Linked DNA regions of Homo sapiens: all the other regions are linked to region 3. A link is an interaction called in ENCODE POLR2A ChIA-PET data of the cell type or tissue named here. Cell type or tissue: MCF 10A. All regions are shown on one strand.

Region 1 (8,000 bases), 53 kb before region 3:
TCCTCCCACAGCAAAAACCGTTTCTTCATTTGCTAATGACATTGTCGCTATCTTCAGCTCTTAGCCTAGATAAGAGCTAAGAGCTGAAGACAGCGACAATGTACAACCTTCCAGTCAAGTGCATGTACCATTAACCTGAACACCAAGTGCTGTCACCAGCATAACAGAACGAAGGCAGGGTGCACCAGCCTTATGGCTACCCAGCCCCAGCCTCCTTGCTGACCCAACAAAGACCCTCCAAACCCCTGCTCCAGGCCAGACCACAGGCCACTTGGGAATCAGGCAGAGGGAAAAGCACTTGCTGACACCCCACATTCCAACCTTCCATGCAGACAGCTCGGCGAAGGGAGCGTTTAAGGAGAGACATATGTTCTCTATGGCAGCAGCCTGGTGGAGACTCTCCCTAGACGGATGACATGACGATTACTACTCAAATGTGTGTCACGACACGAATGTTGTGATGTTGTGCACAACTCTGCACAGTGGAGACCATTTCCTCCGGCTGTCGGCTGTACATGCCACCTGTTTCCGACCTCACTTGTGGCGCATGATCTCATGGGAATGCAATTTCTTCAAATCAAACATCATCCCTGTTTCTTAACAGGGTCTCTACTTAGTGGACATCTCGTGAGAGAGAACCATTTTCAGAACTTTATTTCTAGAATCATCCCAACTAAACGGCTGAAAACATATTTTCATTTCCAATTTACTAATGTGTATCATTCTTCTGGATAATCCCACTTCCAGAAATCTATCCTAAGGAAATAATCAAGGTGATCAGAGATGTGTGTACAGAACATTTATAAAGAGTGAAAATTTAAAATGTGTTAAGTTCCAACAATATGAAAATGGTTAAATTAACAGTATTTCTACAAAATGGAATATTATGTTGGCTTTTAAAATCATGATATAGGAATATGGTAGGAGCAGAAAGCCAAGTTTAAAAAAGGGAGGACATAAAATTAGATATTTAGTCTCAATTTTGCAAAAAGTGAAATGTAGAGAGGAGGTTGAAAAGATAATACATCAAAATGCTAACAGTGGTGGGGAAAACTGAGCACTTGCTAGCAGTCAATAAACTGTCATATGCAAGGCTGTTATATACTAGGTCCCAGGCCAAGTGCTTTCTAGATGTTATTTTATTCTCCTCTGAGTGGACAAGGAAACAGACTGTCAGAGTGTGAACAAGCCCAGGATCCTGCAACTTCTAAGAGGCAGAGCTGTGTTCCAAGTCGCAGTGGGCCTCAGACCCAGCGCTCACCTGAGCCTCTGCTGGTTATAAAGATACTGAGATCCTGCCAGGCTCAAGACTTGCTTGCTTTAGTGCTTTTCTGAACTTTCCAAATTTTCTAAACTAAGCTTATCTTAGCTTTATAATAACAACGTAAGGAATAAATAAAACTTTAAAAAGAAATCTGAAGCACCAGCTCTAATGGCTAGATTGTTACAGTGCTCTGTGCCTGTGCCTATTAAGAACATTAGGCCAGGTGCAGTGGCTCACGCCTGTAATCCCAGCACTTTGGGAGGCCGAGATGGGCAGATCTCTTGAGGTCAGGAGTTCAAGACCAGCCTGGCCAACAGGGCGAAACCCAATCTTTAATAAAAATACAAAAATTAGCCAGGAGTGGTGGCAGGTGTCTGTAATCCCAGCTCCTCAGGAGGCTGAGGCATGAGAATCACTTCAACCCAGGAGGCAGAGGTTGCAGTGAGCCGAGATCGTGCCACTGTGCACTCCAGCCTGGGTGACACAGCGAGACTCCATCTCAAAAGAAAATAAATAAATAAATAAATAAATAACATTAGAATATGTCTTTCTCTCCCAAAGCTTTCCCTGGACAAGGTGACGGGAGGGACACAGCCTTCGGAACTGAGTATACCTGTATCATCTTTGACAAGACAGAAGTAGCCACAACCAGAAGGGGTTGAACAAGAATGTCCTCCCTATTCATAACCCCTGAGAGCTCCCGTGCAGGATGAGCAACTGGAAGGATGCCTCTCACCGGCTTCTTCCTGCCACTTCCTCCGCCTTCTCCAACACCCCGGGCTTGTTCCACTTTCAATACCCATTTCCATCATCTTTCCTAGGAAGTCCCTTGGAATGTGATTCCTCAAGAAACAGCCAGTCTTTGTGGATGGTACCCCAGGATGTATCTAGTCTGGTTGTGTTCAGCACAGGCAGCTAGCAATGGAGTTCACTAATCAGGCCAAGGTGTGCGCTATTAAAATACAAAACCTGTTGTCTATGATCATCCCATCCTCTTTGATCCTGCCTTATATTAATGATCCCATCCTTCCAGTGATGTTCAAATGAGTTCAAAGTCTGTGTGAATAACTAAACGTCACCCCAATGACCTCCCTGTGAAGCTCCTACTGCTTGTAGGAGTACACTTGGAAGGCAGGTGAGAGGGTGAAGAGTGGAGACTGGGCTACTGCATATTTTTTTTTATGTTGATGGTTTCTGTCCCTTTAGGCTTTAGAGTACAGAATGTATCCGCATTTACTTTTATTCATTCATTGTGTGCTTCCATTACGGGTCAAGAATATTTCTGGTTACTAAAGAATAAAATCCAATCACACTGAAAGTCTATTCTCCAGCAAGCACTAATGAACACAAAGATTCATCAAACAGAGCCCCTACCCTCAAGAAGCAAGCATCCAATAAGTGAGAAAGACTCAGCCCATCAGTTCAGTGCAGCGACACAAAGGCAAGAAACAAAATGAGCTCTGGGGAATTCAAGGCGCTTGGTGTGTCCAGAGCATGGGGAAGGGCTGGAGAGTCAGGCAGGAGCCAGAGATGAGGAACTTCATCCCAGGTAACGGAGAGCAGCCAAAAGGCTTCTAAGAGATCTGCATTCAAGAAAGATAATAAACCTTGGTACCTGCCAACACACAACTTAGCAAGACAAAGATAAACATGCGAAAACAATCCACTGTGATGTAAATTACACGAGGTGGAAACACAGCACTCTATGGGGAAAGGAGTACATTTTCTGGGGGCTGGTAACAGAAAAGGCTTCTTGGAGCAGATGACATTTAGAGGAATTTCCTCATTGAAAATGTAGTATGGCATGAGATTAAAACTGAGCTACCAGCTGCTTGACTCACCCTAGACTCTCCTTAACCAGAGAGCTGCTTCCCTCCTAGGGGTGCTCTGAGACCAAATCAGGGAAGGAGAAGGGGGTTGGAGGTGGTGGGAAGGGGGTTTCACTAAAAAACTTGCAGGGCTCTCCTTTAGCCTGGAGACAGGCTACCCCAAGGTGTCTGGGGTTCAAAGCCAAGAGGTGAATTCAACATTTGTTGTATGGGGAGTACAAGCTATTAGAAATTTTACTCCCAATTATATTCACATCCTTTAATGGAGGAAGAGTTCATGTTGGCAAAGCAATCTGACTCGCTACATTACAGAATGTGCATTTTGCCAGGGTAAGCAGCTTTCAGCCCTTCATTTTTGCCACGTCATACCCCATGACCCCACGCTCACCACAGTGATGACTTAAAAACACACGCTGCCCCCACCCAACTCCATGGAGGGCACAGCCCCTGGGAAGCAAGCTGACTCCTGTGGTTTCACGAGATCCTGGAGCCTCACCCTCAGGGACAAGCAGCCCTTGGAAAGTACATGGTCTCTAAAGCCTCAGATAGTAGCTACCATGAACACTGTGGAGATGACATACGTGTAGAAATATCTTTCATCCTTACAACTCTGCAGGATTTTACAGATGAGGAAACAGATGAAGTCATCGTGTTGATTTGGTAGAAGATTTAAGCTCAAGGTCTGAGCTTTTTTGCTTGGTAGGTTGGGTTTGCGGACAGGTTTATGGGGGTATGGGCATCCCAAACAGTGTATGCAAAATTATGTAAAGGTACCTTTTCCTGGAGGGATCATCCAAAACAGCCTTCTTATTTTTACTGATGTCTATGATAACCAAAAGATTAAAGAACCACTGATGAAACTGCAGCCCCATGTCTTACAGATGCATGCGGCCAGCAGGTTGGCCCACAGACTGGCTGACTATAAAAGCCAGCCAAATTAAATAGCAGATACCTCTGAACCAAAGTATGATTCATGCCAACACTTGGACGTTAGTTAAGTCACAGACCTCTGTGTTCCTTCAGAGGTACCCTCCTTCCATGACTAATGCAGTGGTCACTGCGGACAGGATTCCACAAGTCACCATCTAAATTCCAATCATTGTTGTTAGCCAGCAGCGGGGAGAAGGCTGGACTCCAGAGTCTCACAACTGGAAGACATCTCCAGGGCCTTCGAGCCCACGTCCTCACCTCCCTCTATAACTTCCTCAGAGACAGAGGCCGTCCACCCGCTGCAGGAACCTTCCAACCACCAGCTCGCCGCTCAGTCTGCTCACCCAGTTATCCTCTCCCTCATATCTGAGTCAAGGCTTGCTCTTGTGAAAGCCTCCTCTAGAGAGGAACAAATACTATGTCTACCTTCCTCAGCCAGAGAAAGCCCTTCATGTACGCCCTCTCCTGCCCCTTCCGAAACCAGGAGCCCCGCGTCCTTCAGATATCCGTCCTACAAGGAGGTTTCTCCATCCCTAAGGTTTTCAGGTTCTTCTTTAAATGCTGCTCTTACAACTAAATAATGAAACAACAACCTTATTTATAAGCACCAAAGACTTCACTGAGGTCATGTGTGGCTCACCTTTGGGGCATGTGCCACGTACTGGCTCACACTGACCCTGTAATCAACCAAAACCACCTGGAATTTTTCAGAAGGACTACGATGGCTCAGCCAGGTGGCACGTAGGGTGTTCCCCACGTTGCTGCTTGTTTTCTCCACCGTGTGCCCCCAGCAACTTCCCGCCTCAGCACCAGGCAGCATGCCGCAGCAGTCAGAAGCAGAGACGGGACGCTCACCTGGTTTTGAATCTCAGCTCCTCCAACTGTTGGCTAGATGACACTGGCAGATCACTACTCAGTGCCTCTGTGAGCTCATCTGTCAATGGACAGGACCCAACTCACAAGGCTGTAAGGATGGAATTCACATAAAGTTTTTATTTAGCTTTATAATACAAATATTCTAACAAATACCTCATGAGTATTTATTACCACTATGCTTCTACCCTCGTTTGTGAATATCAATAAAAATATTCTTTATCATCATTTATCATCTATTCCTTTTTAATCACACACGGTGTACATAAATTTTGCATCCTGAATTTTATTGCTGAAGATTTCATCACAAGCATTTCTCTTCCTGTTGCTGTATAAACATAATTCCAGCAAGCAGCTAAATCCTAATTCAGCTATATATAGGAGGCATCCAATTTCTCACTTTGATAAGCAGTGCAACAACAAAGTGAACATCTTTGTGCATGGATCTCCTTCCACAAAAAGATTGTTATTTTTCTTGATGTGTACCACCAAACTGCTTTCCAGAAACTCTGCGTGCATGTTTTCAGTGCCACAACAATGGAGCAGAGTACTAGTTACTGTAAGCTTGCCAAACAGTAAAGATTATTCTGATTTTGTTATTTTCTCATGTAACAGGTAGAAATCAGATACAGTATATATATATATATTTTTTTTTTTCCTTTTTTAAAAAAAATCCTTTTCCTTTTTTTCTGTTTTGGAGACAGGGTCTCACTCTGTCACCCAGGATGAAGTGCAGTGGTGCAGTTTCAGCTCACTGCAGCCTCAACCTCCCAGGTTCATGTAATCTTCCTGCCTCACCCTCCCAAACAGCTGGGACTACAGGCATACACCATCATGCCCAGCTAATTTTTGTATTTTTTTGTAGAGGCAGGGTTTCGCCATGTTGCCTAGGCTGGTCTTCAACTCCTGAGCTCAAGCGATCCATCTGCCTCAGCCTCCCAAAGTGCTAGGATTACAGGCGTGAGTCACCGTGCCCAGCCAGTATCTTCTTAATGCACAGTGAAACTTCATTTCCTCAACTATTATATATATTTGTTCTGAACTGCCCTGTTCTAATTGATAATATCTACAATAGAAATAGTTTTCTGTATGAATTTGAAGTGTATTTTAATATCATATTCCAATTAACACTGCAAACAACAGGCAGGAACACACACACAAAGTTGTTGTATTCTCATTTTCTTTTGTATGTGGGAGATGGTAAGGATTTGAGGGAAAATCAGCATTTCTTTGTACTTTCAAGAATGTGATAATTTTCTAGGATATTCTGATTGAGGGTAGGAATATCACTCTCGATAAGAATGTTCTAACAAGTCCTTATGACAGAATAATTCTAGAGAAGTGAAAATGAAAATCTTCTGTTGCTTCCTTCTTGATAGAGATGAATTTTTCCACCCACTGATATGTCAAACAGCTAAAAATGTTAGCTTCAACTTCCTGGGGTGTGGAAGGAACACCTTTGGGCTGAGCCAGAGCTTGGGAAATTTTAGACAAGTAAGAGTTTAAAATAAATAAGCAATCCATCACTGAGTGGCAAACAGTTTCTCATAAATCATTATGACAACTGCTTTTGGAAACCCAAGCTAAGACTCTCCAGAAAATACAGCTGGCTGGGTTGCCATCATTTTGAAGACTGGGAGCAAACATAATGCACTGACTATTGTGGAAGAAGACTACTGTTTTGTATACACGTGGGACATGCAGATACCCTTTTGTCCCAGTTCAGTGTTTGAAGTGGGGATGGGGGGTTCTGAGGTAGGATTCTCAAAGTCCAGTGCCGTCACCTGGGAGCTTTTTCAATTAGCAAATAAAATACTCAGGCTCCAACCCTGACCTGCTGAACCAGAAACTCAATCCCTATTTTAACAAGACCCCGGGGTATTCTGATACTCTCTCCAGTTTATAACCACTGCTCTAATGCAGGGATTCAAAAACTTTTTCCTAGAAAGTCAGAGAGTAAATATTTAAGCAGGGCACTAACCCCATCATGAGGGCCCCACTCTCATGCCCTCATCTAAAGCTAATTACTTCCCAAAGGCCCCATCTCCAGAGACCATCACACTGTGGGTTGCTGAGGCAATACTGAGGTTATTGTGCAGGTAACGATGGTAAGAAACCATTCTTAGCTTTCAGGCTGTGAAAACACAGGTGTCTGGCCACAGTTTTCCAGCCTCCATTGTAAGGCATCTTAAATCTTCCTTCTACATAAATCCATATAAATCCTCAAAGAATAGAATACAGGGCCTGTCGTAACACACACCACTTACATCTAAAATTGTAAGTTCACCCCTCCTACACTAAGAAAGCAGTGTAAGTACATACAGCAGGAACCTGATAATGTATAAACACTCAGTATTTACTGGGCACCTATTACCCGCCCACACCCATGGCAGCCACTGCAAGGAACACACAGGAGGTATGTCACAGCTGTCACACTTACCACGTGTATGTCCAGAACCATGCATGGCACTTTTTCATGTTATCTCACTTAATCTTCACTAGCAATCCTATGACCTATTAAATTCCCATTTTACACATGAGGAAATTGAGGCTCAGAAAGGTAAAATAATCGTCCTAATGTCACAGGCTTTTTGAGTGGCATTGCTAGCTTTTAATCAAGGGTTCTTGGATTCTAATACCTACGTCTTCTTTATCCTAAATGACACCATCTCCCAGAATTGGTCTTTCACCTCAAGGGCTTCTAATTAACTGAGAAAAGATCAACAGATACAAAACTACTAGAGAACAATCAGGAGCAATATTTAAAGTGTTAACAGTGCCTGCATGTTAGGTACCCTTTAATTTGTAGCTGAACAAAACAGTGGAAACTGATTCAACCTCCAAATCCTAAGAATTCAGGAGAGGTGTGGTAGACAGAATAACGTCTCCTCCACCACCAGATGCCCACCTCCTAATCCCTGGAACTTGTGAGTACGTTATGCTACTTGGCAAAGAGGAATTGAAATTGTGGATGAAATACAGTTGCTAATCAGCTGAACTTGAGATGGGGAGATTATCTGGATTATCTGGATGAGGCCAATGTCATCACAAGGGTCCTTATATGTAGAAGAGGGAGGCAGAAGAGTCAGTGTTTGCTATGGGAC
Region 2 (8,000 bases), 54 kb after region 3:
GCCAAAGTCATGTGTCCCTTTAAGTTTCTTGAAATATGTGACCGAGCATTCAAACTAAACCAGCTCCACGTCACACCTTACCTGTCACAAAAGGAAAAAAAAACATTCATGGATGGGAAGAGAGAGTAGCCAGCTGTATTCTATCCACCTACGGGAAGGACATGCCAGAATTCGTCTAGGGTTCGTACCCTTGAGGCAGACACTTGAGACCTCCTCACCAAGTTACCCCCTGTGAACACCTAGCCAGGAAAAAGGATCCTGCCCCTGAACTATGACTTCTCCCCAGAAAGGAGCCGGTGAGTGGACGTTGCCTTGCAGCCCAGCCCTCCTCCCCTTCCGGCTCATGCAATGTCCAAGAAAGGATATCTTTGAGAAAGATGAAAGGTCAGTGAGTTGGAGTCTAGAAATCAAGGGGGTGGTTTTCTGGACTAACTACAATGGCGCGTGATCTCACCTGCCAGGGCTATTCCAGCCCCCCCGCTGACAAGTCCACTGCGCAGGGACGGGACCCACACAGGCCTTCACTGGCATCAGGGAAACACATCTTTCTCCTCCCAGGCTGTAAAGTTCTGGGTTTTCGCTATTCTGTCATGAGCCCAGATTATTCAGGGAAAGCCACAGTCTGGAGAGAAGACCCTGGAATGGGCACAGAGGTGACGCGTGGGCTGCCGCAGAGCCAGCCGTTTGGGGCCCATGTGGGAAGCCAGACTCCAGGCCCCGGGAAGGATCAGGCAGCCAGGAACAGCATGGCCAGGGAGGCAGCATCAAAGCCTGGCAAGGTCTTTGCCAAGGACCTGCTAATAGCTTCCGTCTATCATCCGGGGAAATGATTTCTGGGACTAGATAATTGACTTCTGTTCTTTGTGACAGATGAAGTTTTAAAACGCCGGAGTCCATGCCTGTCTCTTTCATTACTGACGGGTTTTGCCTTGGGAGGGCAGGTCAGCGGCAGGCAGGGAGAACGTGTGCCCGGGCTTCCTTCTCTGTGCGGGGGAGGGGCGGGGCCCGTCAGAGACCCGAGCAGTTACCTCCATCATTTAGACCCCAAATTCCGGGGAAAATTTGATGATCCCAAGGTTCTAATCCGAAGAGTTGCCATTACTTATACTCACACAGATGTTTGTCTTTCTTTCTTTCCTTTTCTCTTTCTTTCCTTTCTTTCTTTCCTTTTCTCTTTCTTTCTTTCCTTTTCTGTTTCTTTCTTTCTTTCCTTTCTTTCTTTCCTTTTCTCTTTCTTTCTTTCCTTTTTTTCTTTTCTCTTTTCTTTCTCTTTCTCGCTGTCTCTCTCTTTCTTTTCTTTCTTTCTTTCTCGCTGTCTCTCTCTCTTTCTTTTCTTTCTTTCTTTCCTTTTTTCTTTCTTTTCTTTCTTTCTTTCTTTCTTTCTTTCTTTCTTTCTTTCTTTCTTTCTCTTTCTCGCTGTCTCTCTCTCTTTTTTTCTTTCTTTCTTTCTTTCTTTCTTTCTTTTTTGAGACAGGCTGTCTCTCTGTCACCCAGGCTGGACTGCAGTTGCACTATCTTAGCTCACTGCAACCTCCGCCTCGTGGGCTCAAGCCATCCTCCCACCTCAGCCCCCCAAATATCTGGGACCACAGGCGCACACCACCACGCCCATTGTATTAGTCCGTTTTCACTGTGCTGATAAAGACATACCTGAGACTGGGCAATTTACAAAAGAAAGAGGTTTAATGGACTCAGCTCCACATGGCTGGGGAGGCCTCACAATCATGGCAGAAGGTGAAAGTCATGTCTTACACGGCGGCTGACAAAGAGAAAGCTTGTGCAGGGGAACTCCTCTTTATAAAACCATCAGATTTCGTGAGACTTATCCACTATCACGAGAACAGCACATGATTCAATTATCTCCCACCTGGTCCCTTCCACAACACATGGGAATTGTGGGAGCTACAATTCAAGATGCGATTTGGGTGGGGACACAGACAAACCATATCACCTGTCTAATCTTCTTTTGTATTTTTTAGTAGAGATGGGGTTTTGCCATGTTGCCCAGGCTGGTCTTGAACTCCTGGCCTCAAACAATCCACCTGCCTTGGCCTCCCAAAGTGCTGGGATTGCAGGTGTGAGCCACTGTGTCCAGCTAACACAGAGTTTTTTTTTTCTCATTTGTTTGCTTTAATGCTTTTACAGTTTGTCAATTTTTATCTCAGCTGTAATAACCAACATGTACGTGACATGTTATGGTTTACAAAACTTCACTTGGTCATCTTGTGAGTTAAGCCAAGGAAGGAGTGCCTTGTTATCCCCTCTGAAATTCAGAAAGGTGAAGTGATGCGCTCAGCACCACAGAGCACAGAAAGAGCAGGGCTGGAGCCGGGCACGGGGGCTCATGCCTATAACCCCAGTGCTTTGGGAGGCTGCAGAGGGGTGAATAGCTCAAGTCTAGGCATTTTAGACCAGCCTTGGCAACATAGCAAAATGCCATGTATACAAAAAAGTACAAAAAGTTAGCTGGGCATGATGCTGTGCACCTCTGGTCCTAGCTACCAGAGATCCTGAGGTGGGAGGATCACTTGAGCCCTGGAGGTTGACGCTACAGTGAGCCATGATTGAGCCACTGCACTCCAGCCTGGGCAACAGAGCAAGACCCTGTATCAGAAAAAAAAAAAAAAAAAAAAAGCAGAATTGGGACTCAAATCCAGTCTTCTGGATCTGAACCACTGTCCTAAACACCATCCCTCCTAAGCAACAACTTGTGAACACAGTGGCATTGCTTACTACTTTTTAAACCAATGTCTGAACTCGACGTGTCTAAGCTAAACTCACCTCCTCCTCTCCACCCCTCAACCCACTTCTCTCCTGGCATCCCCATTGCTGCTCAAGGTGCCCCCTTCAAGATGTCCTTAAATTGTTCCCTCCCTTCCCTCTGCTCCACATCCAATCGGTCACCTCTTCCCTCATCTTCCTTTCAGGCTGATCCTCCAGGATGCCCTCACTTTCCTGTCCTATTTTCCTGCTCAGCTCAGCCCCGTCTCACAGCTGGTCTCTCCCAGCCACCCCTGAAAGCTGTCCCCACCTCAGTACCATCTACCTGGGACACCTGTACACCAGCACAGCCGACTCTACCTTCCAACAACATGATTTTCGCCACTATCTTGAATTAAGCGCCTTATGTTAACTAGAATTTAACAGTGTTGTATACATAATCAGCCGTCAAAAATAATTTACTGAATGAAATTTGACGGTGGGTTTCTCAGGAGCAGGGGTCACGCAGTGTGATGTTTACTGGTGGACACCCATGATCCAGCCCCATGCAGATGTCCATACTCGTCAAATGGGTACTGGCTGATCAGATACATCAAAGGATGCCACCTGTCTATTCAAGCCTTCCAGGGCTCCCCTCTTCCTGCTAAGTCAATGCATGGACTGCTGAGCTTCTCTTTCAATTTACTTTATCAAATACCTCTGTATTAGTCAGGGTTCTTGCATTTTGAGAAATTAAAAACCCAATTCTAAAGACCTCAACCACCATAAAGGGAATTTATTGGCTTGCATAACTAAGAAGCGTAAATATCGGGAAGGGGGTCCATTGAGCCAGTGGGTTTGTAGCAGGCTGCCACATCCTAGGGTGTCTGTTCTCATGCTGCTAATAAAGACACCTGAGAATGGGTAATTTATAAAGGAAAGAGGTTTAATGGACTCACAGTTCCACATGGCTGGGGAAGCCTCACAATGATGAAGAAGGCAGAGGAGAAGCTAAGGCATGTTTTACATGGTGGCAGGCAAGAGGGTGTGTGCAGGGGAACTGCCCTTTATAAAACCATCAGATCTCATAAGACATTCATTACCATGAAAACAGTATGGGGAAGCCATCCCCATGATTCGATTATCTCCACCTGGCCCCACCCTTGACACGTGGAGGTTATTACAATTCAAGGTGAGATTTGGGTGGGGACACAGACAAACCATATCTATGCCTGAGGCAAGATCTGGAGCTAGGCAAAGTCAAGTGGGAGGTGAAGAAGCAGAGATGATGGGGAGGAGTGGGAGCAACTGATAGGAGTGTGAGGTCAATCCTTGGGTCCTGATTTTTCTGCAGTCCCCACGTGTTTGTATGAGCAGGGTGGGTCCATTTGTGGCAGCCACAATGGGTCCTGGTGGGTGTTCAGGGCTAAGGCTAGGACTGCTCAATCTGGAATCTGGAGGTGGGCGAAGGGAGGTGTTTGACAGTGCCTTATGGAAGTAGAATTGGTCAGGAACTTCCATCCTGCAAGAGAGCTATTTTCAGGTAACCCCAGCCCTCCACCCAGTGAAAATTATGTCCTTCCTTTTGAGAAGCCAGAGTTCAAGAACATCAGGGCTGCTGCCCTGAATAACTTTCTGTTATGCCTGAAATTGGGAACCTGCACCAGAGAGCTGTTTCCTGTGTCTTTCACTGTTATAACTTTGTCGTTGGTTCCTTCTTATCAACAACATGGGGTTTCTCCAATTTGTAGAGAATGAAGAGAAGTGGTGCAGGGTTGATGCAAACTGGCCTAGCTGCGAGGAAATGTGTGCATCCCCAGGACACAGAGCCAGGCCCTGGGGTTACAAAGCCAACGCAGTGTAAGCACCAAGAAATTAGTAACAACTGTAACCGCTCCAGGCACCTGCCAGTGTGCTGCCTGCGGTTCAATGCTGATGGATTCTCGTTGGTTAGTTGTGTGTTGTGTGTTGTGTACATGTGTATTAGGAACCCATGTATGTGTGTATGTGTAGGGGTGGAGGCACTACCAATATCAATTCAGACCATTTTCACAATAAACCGCCATGTCCTACAGGCCTGCTGGATCCTTGCGTGCCTTTTTTTGCTACTCCACCCAACATTGCAGAGGTGGAAGAGCTTCCTGAAGCCTGGGAGGGTCAGGGGAGGCCCATGGAAGTTGTGTGGCACTCCCCTGGGACTCAGATCCAGCTCATGTTTATTGAGGGCCTGCCCCAGTGACTAATCCTCCCACAACAGTGCTGGGGAGGCATTAGTGACTCAGGAAGGATATGGGACTTGTCCAAGGGCACACAGATTCCAACACGGGAGGTGCTTTTTCCACCACGCGGAGCCCAGACTCTGTGGCCAGACTACCTGGTTTGCACCCCAGCTAGGCACTTGCTAGCTGTGTGGACTTGGGCAAGTTACTTACTATCTCTGTGTCTGGGTTCTTCATCAAGGAATTACTTACTATGTTTAGCACAGAATAAATGCTATGTAAATGAACGCTTATCTTCTTAAGATGATTACATCACATGCTTCTGAAAATGATTTCCTCAGAAAAACAACATACTAGAAGAACACGAAGGCTGTTTTCAAATGGAACCTCAGTAAGATTAATCGTCTTGGGAAAATTGGCCTTCTCTTTCCTGCCTTGGTCAGTACGTCCCTTTCCAGGGGGCCCCTGTCTGGGACAAGGTCCTCATGGAGAAGGTCAGCCGAAGAGCTTCGCAGCTTTGCCCTCGTTGGCCTGAATTAGATGGTCTGATGGCTGCTTGGAAAAATGCACTGCATTTTTTATGTATTTTCCCCATCAAAACACGTCTGTTTCGTTCTCTTTTAAAGGGCGTCCATGAGTCATTTGGCAGGAACAAAGAAGCTTCAGTTTGCAACTTCCGTGGGGATACAGTTTAAACAGTGTGGGCTCACGTGGTTTTTTTTAAAATCTGAAAACATGCCTTAGAGGTGCCTTAAGCACCTGATGGCAGCTGTTCTCTCTTGACAGCTGGATTCCAAATGTAAATATTATTTGTCAGAACGTATCAGAATCATTTGCATGCAGATGTAGACAGCCATCCCACGGGTGTGCCGGGGAGGCGGGTCCAAGGCCCTTTCTGCTTGTTCAGTCTGGTGGAACACAGTGCGGTTTCCTAGACTGGTTCACTGCTGTGTTTCATAAGGAGCTCAAAAGCCAGGCCAGCATCATTTCTCTTCCTGAAGGCAACCCTCCAACTGTCCCACTCAATCCCAAAGTCATCAGCATGAGGCAGGAACCTGAGGCCAGGGGCCTGGGAGGAGAAGAGCAGGGAGTGAAGTCCCACAGGTCCCCTGAGCCCTGACACCTTCTCCCCTCAGCACCCCAAACCCAACCTGTCTGGGAGCAGACTCCCCTCCCTCAACTCCCGGGTGCACCTGTCACCTGTCCACACACAGCCACACACTGGGGGCTGGAACATGGGGTGAAGTGCACAGAGTTGGATTTGGGTACATGCCACTTCCTCTCTAGCAACTGGGGAGGTTACTTCACTTCTCTGCATCAGTTTCAGCTACCTCATAGGGTTGCTGTGAGAATTAGATTAAGTAAAGTGCTGTAAACCAAAAAGAAAACTCTAAATTCTAAGCCCCATAACTCTCTGAATGAGCCCCTCCTGTCAGCCAGGGGCCTTCCAAAGTCAACCTGAAAAACCAGTTCAGGCTGTGACAGGAATGTGGGGCTGGATATGCCTCATTACACCCTCCTCCCTTTTGGAATTACTGATAGAACACACTCTAAGTCTGATAAGAAACATTTACAATCTAGTCCCTCTAAAGCCTGCTCCCTGGAGGCTGCCTCTGCATAATGGGAACTTGGTCTCCACAACCCCTTATCTTAACCCAGACATTCCTTTCTATTGATTCTAGGTCTTTGGACAATAACTTGCCTTTTCGAATTGAACCAGTGTACATCTTACATGTACTGACTGATGCCTATGTCTCCCTAAAATGTATAAAACCAAGTTGTAATCCAGCCACCTTAGGCATGTGTTCTCAGCACCTCTTGAGGGCTGTGTCATGGGCATTGTTCACTGAGATTAGCTCAGAATAAATCTCTTCAAATATTTCACAGAGTTTCACTCTTTTTGTCAACAGCACTAACCCACATAATAAATGCTCATAGTAAATGCTCAGCACGTTACCTGTCATTGTCAATCAGTCAGTAAGTCCCATTGTCGCTTTCCTGAGTTACTACTCGGGACTTTCAACAGAGCTCCTCATTCTCATCCGATTTCAATCCATCCTCAACTTGGTTACAAGAGTTAGCTCCCTACATTCTTTTTTTTTTTTTTTTTTTTTTTTTTTTTGAGATAGAGTCTCGCTCTGTCACCCAGGCTGGAGTACAGTGGCGTGATCTCGGCTCACTGCAACCTCTGCTTCCCGGGTTCAAGCGATTCTCCTGCCTCAGCCTCCTGAGTAGCTGGGATTACAGGCACGTGCCACCGCACCTGGCTAATTTTTGTATTTTTAGTAGAGACGGGGTTTCACCACGTTGGTCAGGCTGGTCTTGAACTCCTGACCTCGTGATCCACCCACCTTGGCCTCCCAAAGTGCTGGGATTACAGGCGTGAGCCACTGCACCCGGCCGGGGTAGCTCCCTGAATTCTTATGTGACTCTGAATCTCCTTAAAACCCTCCATCCATTTCCCATTGCTTCAGGATAAAAACATAAGCATAAGATGAGAAAAAGCAGTGAGAATCCATTAACATTTGCCAGACCACAATAAACTGTGTTTTCTTGAGTTCAGTGATGCGATCTTGGCTCATTGCAACCTCGACCACCTGGTCTCAAGTGATCCTCCCACCTCAGCCTCCTGAGTAGCAGGGACTACAGGCAAGCGCCACAATGCCCAGCTAATTTTTGTATTTTTTGTAGAGACGGGAGTCTCCCTATGTTGCCCAGGCTGGTCTTGAACCCCTGGGCTCAAGTATCCTCCCTCCTTGGCCTTCCATAGAACTGGGATTCCAGGCATGAACCACCATGCCCAGCCCTTCTTATTTTTGTGTAGCAGAAATATAATGTAGTGAAGAGAGCATAAGTTTTGGAGCCCAACAGATGAACGTTGGAATCCCTCCCCTGCCACTTACTGTCTATGTGATTTGGGCAAAATACTTAAGATCCCTGAGCCTCAATTTGATTTTCTGAGGCCAGGCATGGGAGTTCGCACCTGTAATCCCAGCACTTTGGGAGGCTGAGGTGGGCGGATTGCTTGAGCTCAGGAGTTTGAGACCAGGCTGGACAATATGGCAAAACCCCATTTCTACC
Region 3 (8,000 bases):
CACCAAAAAAAAACTGGCCAAAAAGGGAAACAAACACCTTATTACTCCTGAACTCACAGGCTGTTGCCTCAGCCTCTCCTCCCCATGCAAACAAAACACTGTACTTAAACCAGTGCTATGGTTTTCCATCTCCAGGGAGACCTGTACACCAGAAAAGACCCTTGAGAAAGACATTTCCAGTAAGACAAGGGATGGAGCAGCCCCCATGGGAAGGTGGATGAAAGTGATCTGGATTCTGCACAGGCTGGTAAGACAATGCTTTTTCAAGCGGATGTGGCTGTAGCTCAGCAAAGCTGTGGACAATTTGTTTACAAAAGCCTGGAGTATTGTCAAATATCAAGCGGTTCCCCTAAGTCCAGCTCTCTGGTGTTACAGATGGGGAAACTGAGGCTCCAGAAAGAGGAACTAAGTTGCCCAAGATATAACATAAGAGTGTCTACCAAAGACTAGAGGAGCTGAGGTTTTAAAAACAGAACAAATACAAGGAACCAGCATACAATCTAAACCTGTCATCTGTGTGCACCATCAATAAGCTCATCCGTGTGAAGATCAGTAGGTAGCGGGTCAGCTAACAGTGTTAGTAAGTGCTCACCCTAAATTCAAACCCCAGCAGTCGGAGGCCAGAGCCATGGCTCCTCCCACACACTGACCACCTCCCTGTGGAAGAGGGAAACCCCAGTCCACACATGTGAGACACGCCAGCCCACGGATCCACACACTGGAGCCACAGGTCAGACACAGAATGCCACTCACCTCTAACATCTTTACCTCACCTCAGGGCTCTTCTGAATTGGGACAGAGATCATACTCTCAAAATCATGGGAAGAGATGGGATCATCTCACTGGTTTTCCTCAAGACAACTGCTCTGCAAATCAAAAGAAGAAACATGGGCACCTACTGTATACAATGTACTCCACCAGGTGAGCAAGAAAAGACTCAGTCTCCTGGTCGCTCAGAATCTAGCCTTCAACCAGAGCAGGCCAGGCACGGTGGCTCATGCCTGTAATCCCAGCACTTTGAGGGGCCGAGGCAGGAGGATCTCTTGAGCCCAGGAGTTTGAGACCAGCCTGGGCAACATACTGAGACCCTCATCTCTACAAAAAATAAAAATAAAAGTAATTAGCCAGGCATGGTGGCATGTACCTGTAGTCCCAGCTACTTGGGAGGCTAAGATGGGAAGATTGCTGGAGCCTAGGAGGTCGAGGCTGCAGCGAGCTGAGATCATGCCACTGCATCCCAGCCTGGGCAACAAAGCAAGAATCTGTCAAAAAAAAAAAAAAAAAGACCAAAAGACCCAGTGGGTGCTTCCTAAATTTCAGAAAATAGGCAGAACCATCTTAATCTTTTCAAAGGTATCAATTATGTTTTCATCTAAAAGTCACAATGTAAATGAGAAATGTCCTAATCCAGCCTCAGGAGTTGAGGCCCTGTTAAACTTTTCCATTTTCACTTTTTGAAAAGCAAAAGTCAGAAAGCAACATTAACCATCAAAATGTGTACAAAACAGGGCTTTTTTTTTTAACTCTCTTTTTTTAAAAAAGCTTCCACTCACTCAAGCCAGAAACCAGTGTTTTCCTGGATTCCCAGCCCGCACAGCCAAGAGGTCAGAGACTTGTCCCTCTTGCCTATTTCTCCAAGCTGTTCCTGCCTTCCCCTCCCCTTGGCCATGGCCTCAACTTGGACCTCGTCCTGCCTTCACTAGCCCCTGCCTGGTCCGCCTGCCCGTCTCCGTACCCCAGCCCTGCCTGGTACCCACACCAGCCTCGGGGGGGATCTTTCTGACACTCAGATATTGCCCTGTCCTTGTCCCATTCACTCAAAAAAGAAACCTGAAGTAGACAACACACAGCACCTTTGCTCCAACACAGGAAAGGAGAAAGAGAAAGAAAAGCAAGAAAAAAAAAATTTAACTGTGCTGACAAATAATTATAGTTCCAAATTTAAAGGCAGGATCTTTAAAAAACAAAAAAGTAAAATGCACTGTCTGTGTCTCTCATACATACACACAACCACCTACACATACATACATACAATAACAGATAACAGTTGCTTTTAATTTTTTAAATTTTATCAAGTTTTTATTTCCCTTTGCCTCTCCGGTAAAAAATCCTCTTTAGACATTAAGAATGTTTATACAGACAATTATAAAACTAAATTAAGTTCAAGCTCTTTACATCAGTACAGAGACAATTTTAATTTTATTAATCTTCATAAAAGTAAGATATCAAAATATACACCCTAAAAAGTTCATCTGGCATACTGCACAACACAGGTTAAAAAACAGAAAAAAATAATACAGGCAAGGATAAGAATATGTCAGGAATATAAGAGGATCAGCATTTCAATCTAACTCTTTGAAGATGTCGACGAACTTAATATATTCAAGTGGCCCGAAATGATCTTTACTTCGTGGCACTTGATTACCTACAAGCCTCTGCTTATGAAACATCCAGGTCAACTTCATACTGCAAAACTTACAGAGAGACTCAGGCCCACCAAGAGCAGGAAACAGGGGCCCCAAAGCAGTCCAGGTGCCAAGGACATCCCTTTGTCCCTCCCTGACCGGCCCTCCAAGTCCACCATCACCTGAAGCCTTTTGACCCAGCGTTTCTCAACATCAGGCCCGGACACACTTGGGACAAGGTACTTCTTTGTGGTGGGTGCAGTCCTGGGCACTGTGGGATGTGTAGTAGCATCCTGGCCTCCACCCACCAGATGCCACCAGCACCCCAGTCCCCAGTCCTGGCAGATCAAACATGACTCCGGACCTTGCCAGAAGTCCCCTGGGAGGCTAAACTGCCAGGTGGAGCAGCTCCATCTGCCTAAGCCCACTGCCCTTGCCATTCATGGGAAGGCATTGCCGGCTGCATCCACCAACCAAGTTCTCCGAGTTCTACCCTCAGGGTTCAGACATCTAAAACAACAGCAGCCTGACCACTTCTTACATGTTCCCATCACAGCTGCCAGGCCATGCGGCTCACTCTGCCCTACCCAGCCCGACACCTCAGCTGTCAGCCACTCCTGGCCCCGAGACGTGGTCTGAACTCCCCTGCCTCCCGCACGCTACCACAGCAGCTCACGTGCCCCAGCTCCAGTTCTCCCTCCTCCATTTCTCTTTACTTCACTCCCTTCACTCCCTAATGTACTGGGCTTTCCAATCAGCCCACCAAGGAGCCTCCGGCCATACAAGACAGAACTGCTGCAGGATGATTTACACATCCGGCCTCTGCTGGAATGAACAACATCTGAACTCTGCGAGTGAAATAACAGCAAGCCATGAGGAAAATCAGAGCCCTGGAAAGGGAAGGGCTGGGGTGCCACCCACCAGGGCTGGGTCCTGAGAGGCAAGGCTGCCTTGGCTACCTCTTAAAAAGAAAACAACTCTGCCCGGGGCAGCTGGCACAAGCTCCATCCCTGCCACACTGGTGCACAGGACGACCAGCCATCTGTGTGGTCCAAAAGGTCATCTAACTCATCAGGTTCAAAACTACAGGCCCCATCTCTAACTCGATTAATTCTACCATTAGTCACTCTGTAGCCACACACAGATCCCCGCCTACAACAGGACAGGAAAAGCTCCAGTTGGCATATGTCGGGCGGGGACAGTGAAACACGGCACTTGGAGAAATTCAGCTCGTCTGGAGACACAGGTGAGAGGCAGAGCAAGCAGAAGGCTGGGCCGTCTACTCCTTGCACCAGTCATCATTAGGAGTCAACTCCATGCCATTCTCAAATTCCTCTCTTATCACTTCCCCAAACAGGATGTGTTCAATTGGTGAGTCATGAAAAATAGGGTATTTCTAGAAATCCACTGGAAGGAAGGTGTGGGAGAACATTTCTAAAGAGTGAGAACAAAGAGACAATATGCAAAGCCACTGAAGCATTCGCAAGGCCGGAAGTGGGCTCCAGGCTGGGCCCCTGTGCATCGGCCCCAGAGTGGCTGACCAGACTTTATTCCACCTGCCCCCAGCTCAATTCAACAGTCCAACCAACTGAACCCTGAGTAAATCCATCTTCCTTCACCTTGGCTCTACCTACTCATTTTAACTGATTAGAAACAGCCCAGCTTCTGGATCCACACAATGGGGATAGTGCCCACTTCCCCAGGTGGCTGTGAAGTCCCAGATGTCCCATCTGTCCCCTCCCTGGTCTTTCATGACAATGTCCCAGCTGCCCCAGCAGGAAGTGATCTCTCCCTGCTTCTGAGCTCCTCCTATTATCAAGGCCCCTGCAAGGCCACGCGCCGCCATTACCTTGTTCTGGTGCAATCTGTGTGCTGTCTCCTCTCCCTCCACTAGCCAGAGCCCCAGCCATGCGACAGGCTCTGGCTAAATGTTCTCCCCGGGTTTTCTCACTGAATTCTCACACCAGCCTGTCTCTAGGCAGTCTGGTTATTGCTGCCTCCCATTTTACAGTTTAGGAAGCTCAAGCTTAGGAAGCTGAGAGGCAGCACAAATAGCGTCAAGAAGAAAAATGAACTCGAGCCAGAGTGCCCAGGCTTTGTGACTTCTCTGCTCAGTGACCCAGGGAACATTGCTTCACCTCTGTGAACCACTCCCCTCTTCCTTTTTTTTTTTTTTTTTTTTTGAGACATAGCTTCGCTCTGTCACCCAGGCTGGAGTGCAGTGGTGCGATCTTGACTCACTGCAACCTCCGCCTCCCGGGTTCAAGCAATTCTCATGCCTCAGCCTCCCGAGTAGCTGGGATTACAGGTGCCTGTCACCACGACCAGCTAATTTTTATATTTTTAGTAAAGATGGGGTTTCACCGTGTTGGCCAAGCTGGTCTCAAACTCCTGACCTCAGGTGATCCACCCACCCCAGCCTCCCAAAGTGCTGGGATTACAGGCGTGAGCCACCATGCCCAGCCCACTCCCCTCTTCTTTAAACATGGGGATGATGACAGTACCTAGCCACAGGGTTGTTGTAAGGATTAAATCCATTTAACATGTGTTAAGCACTTACTGCCTGGCACACAGTAAGTGCAATATAAGTGTTTGTTAAACACAAATGAGTAAATGAGCATATTTGCCCATGGCCACACAGGTATCAATTAGCAAAACCTATATCTGAGTCCAGGTCCAGCTGGCTTCAAAGCAGATGCTCTAATCACTACATAGGCTAAGCTATAACGAGAGGTCCTGAAGGGAATGAACCATTTCTTATCCATCTCTGCATTTCCTGCAAAGTGTATTGGTCCCAAGCCACCATACAACTTTTGTAAGTGTTACTTAAAAAGTAAAATCTGAAGAATTTACAAAAAGCTTTCTCTGAAAAGAGATTATAAAACACTAAAGAACTACCAGAGCCCATAAAGGAAAATAGCACAAAAAGCATAAAGGCCTCTCATCAAGGTAACCTTCTCATCTGGACCTTCCATTCTGAGGATGTTTATTCTGGAGACCTCAACATAGTACGGCTTCGCAATTCCTTCACTATCTGATAGACTCTTCAAAGTCCCGGCATAATACCAGCCTTCATTATAATTGTCACACAGACATCGATCACTATCACCAAAGCAACCACCAGGGTTAACCTCCCAGCCCTCCTGGACAGTAATTAGATGACTCAAACTGTCTCAAAGCCGTATCTCTGTATCTCTCTACCACAAAACTACTTTGGTCCCACTGAGCAAAAAAAACACAGAGCACAGACTGGCAGCATTCTCCATTCCTAAGAGGCAGCAATTTGGAAATAATAAAGGAAATCCTTGGATTCCTGCTGGCAATAGATACAGAACAAAACTGCAGCTGGGAACACGTCTAACGTGGAATTCCTTCTTCCAGAAGGGCAAGGCAGCCCCTCTGTACAAGGGCACAAACATATTTTTACTTTTTTAAGGATTTACACTCACTAATTCAACTTTCGAACCATTACCCTCTAAGAATCAAGTCCCCATGGCCAGAGAAACAAGCTTTCTATGAACCAATGACACCAGAGCTCCGGCAACAGCATGTCTCACTCCCTGCAATCTAAGCTGTAGTTGCCTGTCAGTTTTATTCATTCAACAAACACATATTAAACATATATGATGTGTCCAGTGCAATTCTGGGTGCTGAGGATGCATCACTAAGTAAGAGTCAAAAATCCCTGCCCCCAGGAAGCTTATGATCTAATGGGGAGAAGGGGAGATAGAAAATAAATTAAAAATATGACAAGTTATGTGCTAAGTGAGGTGGTTAAACAAATCAGACAAGTTCTCTGCACTTCCAAGATCATAGTTTGTCAAAGACAGACAGTAAATAACAGATACAGACAGTATAATGTGGACAGTCAGCTGCGAAAGGGGTACGGGGGCACAAAGCCAGCAGAGGAGGGCCCTCTAATGTGGCCTCCAAGGAAGGGGCACTGGGCTGAACTTCACAGAACAGGCAGGGAGATACGAAGAGCAGGGCGACTCTACAAACAGAGGGACCACCTGTGTAAAAGGATCGGGCGCAGGGCAGTGAGGCGTGTTGACACAGAGGACAGGCATGGATGAGATGGGGTGGGAGGGAGGCAGGGGCCAGGTCAACAAAGGAGAAGGACCCAGAGTCTGGTTACTTTCCAAAAGGTCAGGGAAGCCACCAACGTGTCTTCAGCTGAGAAGCTAAAGAGCAAATCTTTAAGACAATCACCATGACCTCAGTGGGAGCAGAGGCTGTTGAATGCTCTGGCTGACAAATGACAGGGGCACCCACTGCAGCTGGAGGAATGGAGAGAAGGGGCCAGATCAAGAGAGATGGAAGCAGGAGCTTCACTCACAGGACAAGATGGGCAACTGGAGCAAGCCAGGCAGACTTATGGTTGCCACTTCCCAAAGTGTCCGCTGGGTCAAGTGGGTGGGAGGGGCACAGCCCAGCTCTCAGTCCTCACCTGCTGCAGGGAAGGGCCAGGCTGCCAGGTGACAGAGCTAAAACCTCAAGGATGGCATGCGAGACGGCACAGAGAGGAGAGTCTCCAAAGGAAGGCATGGCACAAGGGCTCCAACTAGCAGAAGGACCATGGGAACACAGCATGCAGATGCCAGGGACACCCAAGGGCCAGGCAGACAGACAGGCCCGCTGCTGTGCAGGAGTCTATGAGCAAGAACAGGGCCCTCTGACAGGAGGAAGAACAGGCAGGCGCAGGCTAGGGGTGTGGCGGCACCCGGGCATCTCAATGGGCATGCACACACAACAGAGCTGGCCTCCGGGAGGTGGCAGCTATGTAACATGACCAGCGACTGCTCACTGGCATCTCAGCGAACGGGTAGCAGGTACCGAGTCATGACGCAAACCCAAGTCTGTCAAAGCCCAGGCTGTTGCCTCCATACCAGATGCTAAAACTGGGTCTTAAAGTTAGATGTGACCTGACTTAAGCCCTAGAGCAAGTTCCTCCTGGCTGAGGTCAGAGGCAAGCTTGGCTGGGGAGAGGAAGAGGGCAGAGCCTGAAAACCTGGTGAGGAGTCAAGGAAACTGTCACCTGCTCCCTGGAGGTGACAAGGTCCTGGCTACAGGAGGGAGTGAAGGGAAAGGATTCACCCCAGCAAACCCTTCCAGCAGAGAGAAACACCCAGCCACTGCCTTTCCCCCATCCATCCTGCTGGCAGGAAGCACAAATTCCTCTTGCCCAGGCTGGCATAAGAAGAAAAAGGAAGGAAGTGGCCTGGGGAAAGTGACCGACATAGAACCGCAAAGCAGCCGAGCCTGGGCAGCATCTCCCCGCCAGAAACAGGCAGGGGTTTGTGCTGCCAGGAAGCAAGAAGCTGGACTGTGCCCTGCCATGGAACCAGCCCAGGGCCTCCCTCACACACCTCCAAGGTCACACAGGACCCCCTGGCCCATGCTCCTGTGCAGGCAGACCCCATCTCTGGGCTTTGTTGCTATTAAAGACATTGCTGCTCCCAAACCACTGTTTTCATCAAAACCCTTATAAATCTGGTCTGCTTAAAAGGGCTTCTCCAGTGATTAGAAAATGCAGGCGTTTTCCTAACAACCTTCCTTCAAAAGGTGAAACAACGTCCTTGCCTTGCACATATC

The links. Peaks named below come from ENCODE experiments on the same cell type or tissue, not always from the same donor. Only the 100,000 strongest peaks of a DNase experiment are listed, where the experiment ranks them.
Region 1: POLR2A ChIA-PET joins it to region 3 with 23 read pairs; 8 of 35 experiments call an interaction of 5 or more read pairs at or near these places.
Region 2: POLR2A ChIA-PET joins it to region 3 with 13 read pairs; 7 of 35 experiments call an interaction of 5 or more read pairs at or near these places.

What each region holds. Positions count from the first base shown.
Region 1 is chr2:9,283,991-9,291,990 of GRCh38, reverse strand. The region is part of intron 2 of ASAP2 (ArfGAP with SH3 domain, ankyrin repeat and PH domain 2); the gene reads right to left. Among named protein-coding and RNA genes, the nearest start is that of ASAP2, 81 kb to the right of the region's middle. RefSeq lists an enhancer at 3,498-4,697. In MCF 10A, no CTCF peak of the experiment used is centred here; DNase peaks (open chromatin) are centred at 3,590 and 4,120.
Region 2 is chr2:9,176,946-9,184,945 of GRCh38, reverse strand. No RefSeq gene overlaps it. Among named protein-coding and RNA genes, the nearest start is that of ASAP2, 26 kb to the left of the region's middle. RefSeq lists an enhancer at 4,200-5,399. In MCF 10A, no CTCF peak of the experiment used is centred here; DNase peaks (open chromatin) are centred at 4,935 and 5,565.
Region 3 is chr2:9,230,699-9,238,698 of GRCh38, reverse strand. All of the region lies in intron 1 of ASAP2 (ArfGAP with SH3 domain, ankyrin repeat and PH domain 2), which reads right to left. Among named protein-coding and RNA genes, the nearest start is that of ASAP2, 28 kb to the right of the region's middle. RefSeq lists enhancers at 3,412-4,037, 3,105-4,304, 6,519-7,073, 7,074-7,630. In MCF 10A, a CTCF peak has its summit at 7,185 (motif pointing right); DNase peaks (open chromatin) are centred at 3,138, 3,718 and 7,198.